Linked DNA regions of Homo sapiens: region 1 is linked to region 2. Evidence: read pairs that join two places in POLR2A ChIA-PET (ENCODE). Cell type or tissue: endothelial cell of umbilical vein. All regions are shown on one strand. Links, peaks and the distances in the headings refer to the core of each region. The heading gives the core; the rest is flanking DNA. Region 1 has its middle 12 kb from the start of RAB27A. Region 2 overlaps CCPG1 (cell cycle progression 1).

The links. ChIA-PET counts read pairs that join two places held together with the same protein. Peaks named below come from ENCODE experiments on the same cell type or tissue, not always from the same donor. Only the 100,000 strongest peaks of a DNase experiment are listed, where the experiment ranks them.
Region 1: POLR2A ChIA-PET joins it to region 2 with 12 read pairs; 9 of 35 experiments call an interaction of 5 or more read pairs at or near these places.

Annotation. Positions count from the first base shown.
Region 1 is chr15:55,297,056-55,306,441 of GRCh38, reverse strand. It overlaps a transcript of RAB27A not described here. Among named protein-coding and RNA genes, the nearest start is that of RAB27A, 12 kb to the right of the region's middle. In endothelial cell of umbilical vein, for the core only: no CTCF peak of the experiment used is centred there; no DNase peak of the experiment used is centred there.
Region 2 is chr15:55,359,271-55,361,770 of GRCh38, reverse strand. It overlaps CCPG1 (cell cycle progression 1), which reads left to right. Exons shown (of 9, transcript NM_001204450.2): 8 at 827-2,232. DNAAF4-CCPG1 (DNAAF4-CCPG1 readthrough (NMD candidate)) reads left to right here. Exons shown (of 16, transcript NR_037923.1): 15 at 827-2,232. Among named protein-coding and RNA genes, the nearest start is that of MIR628, 13 kb to the left of the region's middle. In endothelial cell of umbilical vein, for the core only: no CTCF peak of the experiment used is centred there; a DNase peak (open chromatin) is centred at 1,320.

The sequences.
Region 1 (9,386 bases), core at 3,912-6,411, 59 kb after region 2:
GGACTAGATCTCTCAAAACTACATGAAACCCTCCGTACCCATACTCGCCTGGTAAGCCTATTTAATACCACCCTCACTGGGTTTCATGAGGTCTCGGCCCAAAACCCTACTAACTGTTGGATGTGCCTCCCTCTGCACTTAAGGCCATACATTTCAATCCCTGTACCTGAACAAGGGAACAACTTCAACACATAAACACCACTTCCGTTTTAGTAGGACCTCTTGTTTCCAATCTGGAAATAACCCATACCTCAAACCTCACCTGTGTAAAATTTAGCAATACGATAGACACAACCAACTCCCAATGCATCAGGTGGGTAACTCCCCCCCACGAATAGTCTGCCTACCCTCAGGAATATTTTTTGTCTGTGGTACCTCAGCCTATTGTTGTTTGAATGGCTCTTCAGAATCTATGTGCTTCCTGTCATTCTTAGTGCCCCCCATGACCATCTACACTGAACAAGATTCATACAATCATGTCATACCTAACCCCTGCAACAAAAGAGTACCCATTCTTCCTTTTGTTATTGGAGCAGGAGTGCTAGGCGGAATAGGTACTGGCACTGGCGGTATCACAACCTGTACTCAGTTCTACTACAAACTATTTCAAGAAATAAATGGTGACATGGAACAGGTCGCCGATTCCCTGGTCACCGAGCAAGATCAACTTAACTTCCTAGCAGCAGTAGTCCTTCAAAATCAAAGAGTTTTAGACTTGCTAACCACTGAAAGAGGGGGAATCTGTTTATTTTTAGGAGAAGAATGCTGTTATTATGTTAATCAATCTGGAATTGTCACCAAGAAAGTTAAATTCAAGATCAAATACAACGTAGAGCAGAGGAGCTTCAAAACACCGGACTTGGGGCCTCCTCAGCCAATGGATGCTCTGGATTCTCCCCTTCTTGGGACCTCTAGCAGCTATAATATTGTTACTCCTCTTTGGACCCTGTATCTTTAACCTCCTTGTTAAGTTTGTCTCTTCCAGAATCGAAGCTGTAAAGCTACAAATGGTTCTTCAAATGGAGCCCCAGATGCAGTCCATGACTAAGATCTACCGTGGACCCCTGGACCAGCCTGCTAGCCCATGCTCCAATGTTAATGACATCAAAGTCACCTCTCCCGAGGAAATCTCAACTGCACAGCCCCTACCATGCCCCAGTTCAGCAGGAAGCAGTTAGAATGGTTGTCGGCCAACCTCCCCAAAAGCACTTGGGTTTTCCTGTGGAGTAGGGACTGAGAGACAGGGCTAGCTGGATTTCCTAGGCTGACTAAGCATCCCTAAGCCTAGCTGGGAAGGTGACTGCATCCACCTTTAAGCATGGGGCTTGCAACTTAGCTCACACCTGACCAATCAGGTAGTAAAGAGATCTCACTAAAATGCTAATTAGGCAAAAACAGGAGGAAAAGAAATAGCCAATCATCTATCGCCTGAGAGCACAGTGGGAAGGACAATGATTGGGATATAAACTCAGGCATTCCAGCCAGCAACTGCTACCCTCTTTGGGTCCCCTCCCTTTGTATGGGAGCTCCGTTTTCACTCTATGAAATCTTGCAACTGCAAAAACAAAACCAAACAAAATACACACACACCATATATATATATATATATGTTCACACTAAAGCTGGTAAATGAATGTTCATCACATTATTCATAATAGCCAAAAAGTGGAAAAAACCCAAGTGTCCATTAACTGATGAATGGATAAATAAGTGGTATTTCCGTATAATGGAATATTATTCAGCCAAGAAGATAAATGAAGTATGTGCTATAACATGGAAAAAATTAGAATACATTACGAAATAAGCCATGCACAAGATGGCACCTATTGGTATGTTTTCATTTGTATGACATGTCTAGAACAGGTAAATGTCTAGAGACAGAAAGTAGATTAGTGGCTGACAGGGGTTGAATGAAGGGGGGATGGAGAATGATTACTAGTGGAGATGACTTTTTTTTTTCTTTTTTTTAAATTTATTTTTTTATTGATAATTCTTGGGTGTTTCTCACAGAGGGGGATTTGGCAGGGTCATGGGACAATAGTGGAGGGAAGGTCAGCAGATAAACAAGTGAACAAAGGTCTCTGGTTTTCCTAGGCAGAGGACCCTGCGGCCTTCCGCAGTGTTTGTGTCCCTGGGTACTTGAGATTAGGGAGTGGTGATGACTCTTAACGAGCATGCTGCCTTCAAGCATCTGTTTAACAAAGCACATCTTGCACCGCCCTTAATCCATTTAACCCTGAGTGGACACAGCACATGTTTCAGAGAGCACAGGGTTGGGGGTAAGGTCACAGATCAACAGGATCCCAAGGCAGAGGAACCTTTCTTAGTGCAGAACAAAATGAAAAGTCTCCCATGTCTACCTCTTTCTACACAGACACGGCAACCATCCGATTTCTCAATCTCTTCCCCACCTTTCCCGCCTTTCTATTCCACAAAGCCGCCATTGTCATCCTGGCCTGTTCTCAATGAGCTGTTGGGCACACCTCCCAGACAGGGTGGTGGCCGGGCAGAGGGGCTCCTCACTTCCCAGTAGGGGCGGCCGGGCAGAGGCGCCCCTCACCTCCCGGACGGGCCGGCTGGCTGGGCAGGGGGGCTGACCCCCCCCACCTCCCTCCCGGACGGGGCGGCTGGCCGGGCGGGGGGCTGACCCCCCCACCTCCCTCCCGGACGGGGCGGCTGGCCGGGCAGAGGGGCTCCTCACTTCCCAGTAGGGGTGGCCGGGCAGAGGTGCCCCTCACCTCCCGGACGGGGCGGCTGGCCGGGCAGGGGGGCTGACCCCCCCCACCTCCCTCCCGGACGGGGCGGCTGGCCGGGCGGGGGGCCGACCCCCTCACCTCCCTCCCGGACGGGGCGGCTGGCCGGGCGGGGGGCCGACCCCCCCACCTCCCTCCCGGACGGGGCGGCTGGCCGGGCAGAGGGGCTCCTCACTTCCCAGTAGGGGCGGCCGGGCAGAGGCGCCCCTCACCTCCCAGACGGGGCGGCTGGCCGGGCGGAGGGCTGACACCCCAACTCCCTCCCGGACGGGGCGGCTGGCCGGGCAGAGGGGCTCCTCACTTCCCAGTAGGGGCGGCCGGGCAGAGGCGCCCCTCACCTCCCAGACGGGGCGGCTGGCCGGGCGGAGGGCTGACCCCCCCACCTCCCTCCCGGACGGGGCGGCTGGCCAGGCGGGGGGCTGACCCCCCCACCTCCCTCCCGGACAGGGCGGCTGGCCGGGCTGAGGGGCTCCTCACTTCCCAGTAGGGGCGGCCGGGCAGAGGCGCCCCTCACCTCCCGGACGGGGCGGCTGGCCGGGCGGGGGGCTGACCCCCCCACCTCCCTCCCGGACGGCACGGCTGGCCAGGCGGGGGGCTGACCCCCCCACCTCCCTCCCGGATGGCGCGGCTGGCCGGGCGGGGGGGCTGATCCCCCACCTCCCTCCCGGATGGGGCGGCTGGCCGGGCGGGGGGTTGACCCCCCCCCACCTCCCTCTTGGACGGGGTGGCTGCCGGGCGGAGATGCTCCTCACTTCCCAGATGGGGTGGCTGCCGGGCGGAGAGGCTCCTCACTTCTCAGACGGGGCAGCTGCCGGACGGAGGGGCTCCTCACTTCTCAGACGGGGTGGTTGCCAGGCAGAGGGTCTCCTCACTTCTCAGACGGGGCGGCCGGGCAGAGATGCTCCTCACCTCCCAGACGGGGTCTCGGCCGGGCAGAGGTGCTCCTCACATCCCAGATGGGGCGGCGGGGCAGAGGCGCTCCCCACATCTCAGACGATGGGCGGCCGGGCAGAGACGCTCCTCACTTCCTAGATGTGATGGCGGCTGGGAAGAGGCGCTCCTCACTTCCTAGATGGGATGGTGGCCGGGCGGAGACGCTCCTCACTTTCCAGACTGGGCAGCCAGGCAGAGGGGCTCCTCGCATCCCAGACGATGGGCGGCCAGGCAGAGACGCTCCTCACTTCCCAGACGGGGTGGCGGCCGGGCAGAGGCTGCCATCTCGGCACTTTGGGAGGCCAAGGCAGGCGGCTGGGAGGTGTAGGTTGTAGTGAGCCGAGATCATGCCACTGCACTCCAGCCTGGGCACCATTGAGCACTGAGTGAACGAGACTCCGTCTGCAATCCCGGCACCTCGGGAGGCCGAGGTTGGCGGGATCACTCGCGGTTAGGGGCTGGAGACCGGCCCGGCCAACACAGCGAAACCCCGTCTCCACCAAAACCAGTCAGGCGTGGCGGCGGGTGTTGTTGTTGTTTTTGAGATGAGGTCTCACTCTGACTTTTTTTTTTTTTTTTGAGACAGAGTCTCCCTCTGTCACCCAGGCTGGAGTGCAGTGGTGTGATCTTGACTCACTGCAACCTTTGCCTCCCGGGTTCAAGCGATTCTCCTGCCTTAGCCTCCCGAATAGGTGGGATCACAGGCACAAACTACCATGGTCGGCTAATTGTTCTATTTTTGGTAGAGACAGGTTCACCATATTGGCCAGGCCACTGCCCCCGGCCGTGGGGATTATTTTTAGGGTGATGAACTGGGCATGGTGGCTCATGTCTATAATCCCAATGCTTTGGGAGGCAGAGGTGGGTGGATCACATGAGGTCAGGAGTTCAAGACCAGCCTGGCCAACACGGTGAAACCCTATCTCTACTGAAAATACAAAAATTAGCAAGGTATGGTGGCACACGCCTGTAGTCCCAGCTACTCAGGACGTTGAGGGAGGAGAATTGCTTGAACCCAGGGGGCTGGAGGATGCAGTGAGCCAAGATCATGCCACTGCACTCCAGCCTGGGAAACAGTGAGACTCCGCCTCAAAAAAAAAAAAAAAAAAAGATTTTTAGGGTGATGAAAATGTTCTGGAAGTAGATAGTGGTGATCAATGTATAACTTTGTGAATATATTAAAAACCACCAAATCATACACTTTTAAAGGGTGAACTTTATTGTGTGTGAATTATATCTCAAAGCTGTCATAAAGACACTGCATGCAAACCACTGAATTGTACACTTTTAAGGGGTGAACTTTATTGTGTGTGAGTTATATCTCAAAGCTGTCATTAAAATATGATACTGCATCCAAACTAGCAGCTGCAGTTAAGGCAGACCAGTGTTTTTTTGCTCTTGTGGTAGTCTATAATCCATCTATTTTTTAAATTGTCATTTTAAATGACATTTTAATGGCCAATATGTTGAACCTGTCTCTACCAAAAATAGAAAAATTAGCCGAGCGTGGTAGTTTGTGCCTGTGATCCCAGCTATTTGGGAGGCTAAGGCAGGAGAATCGCTTGAGCCCAGGAGAAAAAAGTCCTGCAAAGTGGGTCCTGTTAGATTAGTTTGGTCCAAAGCTGCATTCATCCTTTAACCTCCATGAACTCCCACTCTTAACTGAAAGGTCACGGTGGCATTTTCTAGTCTGCTTGTACCAGTGTCAACTTAGGGCCTGTATCCAGTGGCCATCAAAGTCTGAGTATTTTTCTTTCCCCAGTGCACATCTGCCTGGTTAATGGCTTTGGGTCTCTTGAGAAAAAGAGCAAGAGAATGGTTATTGCATATTTTTGTGGCATTGAAGAGTCCTTCCCCAGGGGTGGATACAGCTATTTAAATCACTGGGCTCTAAGTCTATGAAGTCTGTGAAATGACTTAGATCAGTAAACTTGTGAGGGACCATGATTTCCATTGTAGAGACTGACATCAGCCTTCTATCCACTAGTTCTTGATTTCCTACCATCCTGCCCTCGCCCCCTGCCTTTATGAAAACTATATGTAAGTCAAGAAACACCCTCCCCATTTTTTTTTTTGGAGACAGAGTTTCGCTCTTGTTGCCCAGACTGGGGTGCAATGGCACACTCTCGGCTTACTGCAACCTCCACCTCCCGGGTTCAAGCGATTCTCTTGCCTCAGCCTCCTGAGTAGCTGGGATTACAGGCAGGTACCACTATGCCTGGCTAATTTTGTATTTTTAGTAGAGACGGGGTTTCTCCATGTTGGTCAGGCTGGTCTCAAACTCCCGACCTCAGGTGATCTGCCCACCTCAGCCTCCCAAAGTGCTGAAATTACAGGTGTGAGCCATGAAGCCTGGCCAAGAAACACCCCTTTTGTCTTTCCTTTCAGAATACCGTATCTGTTTGCCATCACCACAGATCTCTCTGGGTCAAGACACCCTGGTTGCACTCCCGACTTGCTTCCCATGACAGTCTATGTATACTTATATATACACACACGCAAGCATATTATAATTTTCATGAATCTTTTGAGAGTAAGTCATACGCAGGTTGCCCTTTTGTTCCTGAGTATTTCATTCCTAAATACAAAGATACTTTCTTTCATAATCACAATATAATGATCAAGAAATTAGGATTGGCCAGGCGCGGTGGCTCATGCCTGTAATCCCAGCACTTTGGGAGGCCGAGGCGGGCGGATTACGGGGTCAGGAGCTCGAGACCATCCTGGCTAACGTGGTAAAACCCCGTCTCTACTAGAAATACAAAAAATTAGCCGGGTGTGGTGGCGGGCGCCTGTAGTCCCAGCTGCTTGGGAGGCTGAAGCAGAAGAATGGCATGAACCCAGGAGGCGGAGCTTGCAGTGAGCTGAGATCGCGCCATTGCACTCCAGCCTGGGTGACAGAGTGAGACTCCATCTCAAAAAAAAAAAAGAAAAAAAAAGAAATTAGGATTGCTATAACATTATTATCTAATTTCATGTATCATCCAAATTCTCCCAAGTCCCATTAATGTCCTTTAGAATAAGATAAACTTGTTTTTTTCTGGTCCCAGAACTAATCCAGAATCATATTTGAATTTAGTTGTCATGTCTCTTGTTTCCTTTATTCTGGAGCCAGTTTCTCAGTCACTGCCTTTCACAACTGACTTTTTTTTTTTTTTTTTTTGAGACAGATTCTCACTGTGTCACCTAGGCTGGAGTGCAGTGGTGTGATCTTGGCTCACTGCAACTCAGCCTCCTGGGTTGGAGCAATTCTCCTGCCTCAGCCTTCCGAGTAGCTGGGATTACAGGTGTGAGCCACAATGCCCGGCTAATTTTTGTATTTTTAGTAGAGACGGGGTTTTGCCATGTTGGCCAGGCTGGTGTTGAACTCCTGACCTCAGGTGATTCACCCACCTTGGCCTCCCAGAGTGCTGGGATTACAGGCATGAGGCACCGTGGCCGGCCCTGTTGCGGGAAGTCAGGGGCCCCAAATGGAGGGACCGGCTGAAGCCATGGCAGAAGAACGTGGATTGTGAAGATTTTATGGACATTTATTAGTTCCCCAAATTAATACTTTTATAATTTCTTGTGCCTGTCTTTACTGCAATCTCTAAACATAAATTGTGACAATTTCATGGACACTTATCACTTCCCCAATCAATACCGTTGTGATTTTCTATGCCTGTCTTTACTTTAATCTCTTAATCCTGTCAGCTGAGGAGGATGTATGTCACCTCAGGACCCTGTAATAATTGCATTAACTGCACAAATTATACAGCATGTGTGTTTGAACAATATGAAATCTGGGCACCTTGAAAAAAGAACAGGATAACAGCAATTGTTCAGGGATTAAGAGAGATAACCTTAAACTCTGACTGCTGGTGAGCCAGGCAGAACAGAGCCATATTTCTCTTCTTTCAAAAGCAAATGGGAGAAATATTGCTGAATTCTTTTTCTCAGCAAGGAACATCCCTGGGAAAGAGAATACGCACCTGGGGGTATAGGTCTATAGACGGCCCCCCTGGGTGTGCCCATCTTTTATGGCCTGTAGACTGTAGGGGTGAAATAGACCCCAGTCTCCCATAGCGCTCCCAGGCTTATTAGGAAGAAGAAACTCCCGCCTAATAATTTTGGTCAGACTGGTTGCTCTCAAAACCCTGTCTCCTGATAAGATGTTATCAGTGACACTGGTGCCTGAAACTTCATTAGCAAATTTAATTTCACCCCAGTCCTGTGGTCCTGTGATCTCGCCCTGCCTCCACTTGCCTTGTGATATTCTATTACTTTGTGAAGTACTTGATGTCTGTGACCCACACCTATTCACACACTCCCTCCCCTTTTGAAAATCCCTAATAAAAACTTGGTGGTTTTTGCAGCTCGTGGGGCATCACGGAACCTACCGACATGTGATGTCTCCCCCGGTCGCCCAGCTTTAAAATTTCTCTCTTTTGTACTCTGTCCCTTTATTTCTCAAGCTGGCCGATGCTTAGGGAAAGTAGAAAAGAACCTATGTGACTATCGGGGCAGGTTCCCCAATACGGCCCACAACTGACTTTTTTTTTTTTTTTTTTTGAGACGGAGTCTTGCTCTGTCATCCAGGCTGGAGTGCAGTGGTGCAATCTTGGCTGACAGCAAGCTCTGCCTCCCGGGTTCACACCATTCTCCTGCCTCAGCCTCTCAAGTAGCTGTGACTACAGTTGCCTGCCACCATGCCCAGCTAATTTTTTGTATTTTTTTTAGTAGAGACGGGGTTTCACTGTGTTAGCCAGGACGGTCTCGATCTCCTGACCTCATGATATGCCCACCTCGGCCTCCCAAAGTGCTGGGATTACAGGCATGAGCCACTGTGCCTGGCCACAACTGGGATTTTTTAAGAATGCTGGCCTGCTGTGTTGTAGAATGTCTATTAAATTGGGTTTGTTGATGGTTTTTTATTATTTCATAGATTCAATTTGGTAGAAATATACAGAAATGATGTACTAGCATGATTCATGGATTCCTATTTTGTGGGTTACAATCCATTACTACTATCAGGGCTGGCTGCGTAATTTGTGGGGCCCAGCACAAATGAAAATGCAGGGCCCTGGGTGGGGACAAGGAAGCCAATTTCCTCTTCTCATAAACTGGCTGTTCCAGTCAATGCAAATGGACAATGCCCAGGGAACTGTACCTTCCATGCTGGTTTGTTCTCAGTTGTTGGATGGCACTGGTAAGAGGCCCCAGCTGAATGGCCTGCAGAATGTGCTGTGCTACTGTCAGATTAGGGAGGGGACAGCTGCCTTCTTGATCACCCCATGGTGCTATGAAAGTTGCAGTTACAGGATAAAGTCCACTTTACTCAGACCCAGACAAATTGGAGCTAGGAGAGCACAAAGGAGAGGAGCTCATGCTTGCATGTCTACAGCTAAAAGCTGTTTCCAGGCAATAACCCACAAGAAATTCTCTCATGTCCTTCATGCATCTTATGCTTTGCACGGCTTGCATGTTTCACACACATGCACGTATTTCTTTGACACAATTTCTTACTAGACATTTTTTAGGACTGCAGCAATTCAGATAAGATGATCTCAAAAGAAGGCTTGCCTGATAATGGCTTCTCTACCAGTGATCTACTAGTAACTCTGGCTTTGAGCCTCTGGTACCAATAAACTGTTTCTAAGTAGCTTACATGAACTTCTCTGTTGTACCGATAAAGGCTTCCCTTTACCCTCCCCTCTCTGG
Region 2 (2,500 bases), core at 1-2,500:
AATTTTTGAAGCCGTAAGTCAGCTCTCGATGTAATTTTACTTTTATTTTTTATTTGTTTTTTTTTTGAGACAGAGTCTCGCTCTGTCGCCAGGCTGGAGTGCAGTGGTGCGATCTCGGCTCACTGCAACATTCGCCTCCCGGGTTCAAGCGATTCCCCTGCCTCATCCTCCCAAGTAGCTGGGACTACAGGTGCATGCCACCATGCCCAGCTAATTTTTGTATTTTTAGTAGAGATGGGGTTTCACCACGTAGGCCAGGATGGTCTTGATCTCTTGATCTCGTGATCCACCCACCTCAGCCTCCCAAAGTGCTGGGATTACAGGCATGAGCCACCGCGCCCAGCTAATAATTTTACCTTTTATAAAAGGTAATCTCTTTTCCTGATTCAGAAAAGCCTTTAGTCCTGCAAGCTCTAGCTAACTTTCTGTCTTTTAAATTCTTCCAGCCAGGCGCGGTGGTTCATGCCTATAATGCCAGCACTTTGGGAGGCTGGAGAGTCGCTTGAACTCAAGAGGCAGAGGTTATAGTGAGCCGAGATTGCGCCACTGCACTCTAGTCTGGACGACAGAGTGAGACTCCATCTCAAAAAAAAAAAAATTCTTACACCATGCTGTAGTTCTCAATTTGATGTAGCTCTCTGCTCTGCGTTTTCTTGCATATGAACCTTGTATTTCCCAATGTTTATACTATTGAAAATACTACCCGGGGGGTTGTATCTGTAGAAGTAAAGACACAAAAGCTTATGGGGTATTATATCTTGAAGATTTAAATTCAGCTTTTAAAGCATTTGACATTTTATTTCTTCTCTTTCAAAAAAAAATGTAGTCATTGAAAGAAAATCTTGCAAGGTGTTGGACACTTACTGAAGCAGAGAAGATGTCCTTTGAAACTCAGAAAACGAACCTTGCTACAGAAAATCAGTATTTAAGAGTATCCTTGGAGAAGGAAGAAAAAGCCTTATCCTCATTACAGGAAGAGTTAAACAAACTAAGAGAACAGATTAGAATATTGGAAGATAAAGGGACAAGTACTGAATTAGTTAAAGAAAATCAGAAACTTAAGCAGCATTTGGAAGAGGAAAAGCAGAAAAAACACAGCTTTCTTAGTCAAAGGGAGACTCTGTTGACAGAAGCAAAGATGCTAAAGAGAGAACTGGAGAGAGAACGACTAGTAACTACGGCTTTAAGGGGGGAACTCCAGCAGTTAAGTGGTAGTCAGTTACATGGCAAGTCAGATTCTCCCAATGTATATACTGAAAAAAAGGAAATAGCAATCTTACGGGAAAGACTCACTGAGCTGGAACGGAAGCTAACCTTCGAACAGCAGCGTTCTGATTTGTGGGAAAGATTGTATGTTGAGGCAAAAGATCAAAATGGAAAACAAGGAACAGATGGAAAAAAGAAAGGGGGCAGAGGAAGCCACAGGGCTAAAAATAAGTCAAAGGAAACATTTTTGGGTTCAGTTAAGGAAACATTTGATGCCATGAAGAATTCTACCAAGGAGTTTGTAAGGCATCATAAAGAGAAAATTAAGCAGGCTAAAGAAGCTGTGAAGGAAAATCTGAAAAAATTCTCAGATTCAGTTAAATCCACTTTCAGACACTTTAAAGATACCACCAAGAATATCTTTGATGAAAAGGGTAATAAAAGATTTGGTGCTACAAAAGAAGCAGCTGAAAAACCAAGAACAGTTTTTAGTGACTATTTACATCCACAGTATAAGGCACCTACAGAAAACCATCATAATAGAGGCCCTACTATGCAAAATGATGGAAGGAAAGAAAAGCCAGTTCACTTTAAAGAATTCAGAAAAAATACAAATTCAAAGAAATGCAGTCCTGGGCATGATTGTAGAGAAAATTCTCATTCTTTCAGAAAGGCTTGTTCTGGTGTATTTGATTGTGCTCAACAAGAGTCCATGAGCCTTTTTAACACAGTGGTGAATCCTATAAGGATGGATGAATTTAGACAGATAATTCAAAGGTACATGTTAAAAGAACTGGATACTTTTTGTCACTGGAACGAACTTGATCAGTTCATCAATAAGTTTTTCCTAAACGGTGTCTTTATACATGATCAGAAGCTCTTCACTGACTTTGTTAATGATGTTAAAGATTATCTTAGAAACATGAAGGAATATGAAGTAGATAATGATGGAGTATTTGAGAAGTTGGATGAATATATATATAGACACTTCTTTGGTCACACTTTTTCCCCTCCATATGGACCCAGGTCGGTTTACATAAAACCGTGTCATTACAGTAGTTTGTAACATTTGTAGATTGGATAGCATTTTTATGATTTGATGAGTTTCTTGTAAGGTTACCGTTTCTAAGAGTTGTGCTTTATGGCCACTGAGAGAATTCAGAATAAATTGAAAGATGGAGTCTAAAAATTATTAGCTGTTACAAATGGAACATTTCATTATAACGTGATCACTTTGACTTGAGCAAATGGTTTAATTTTTATCTTAAAAATCAGTTAAGAATATATAAAATCC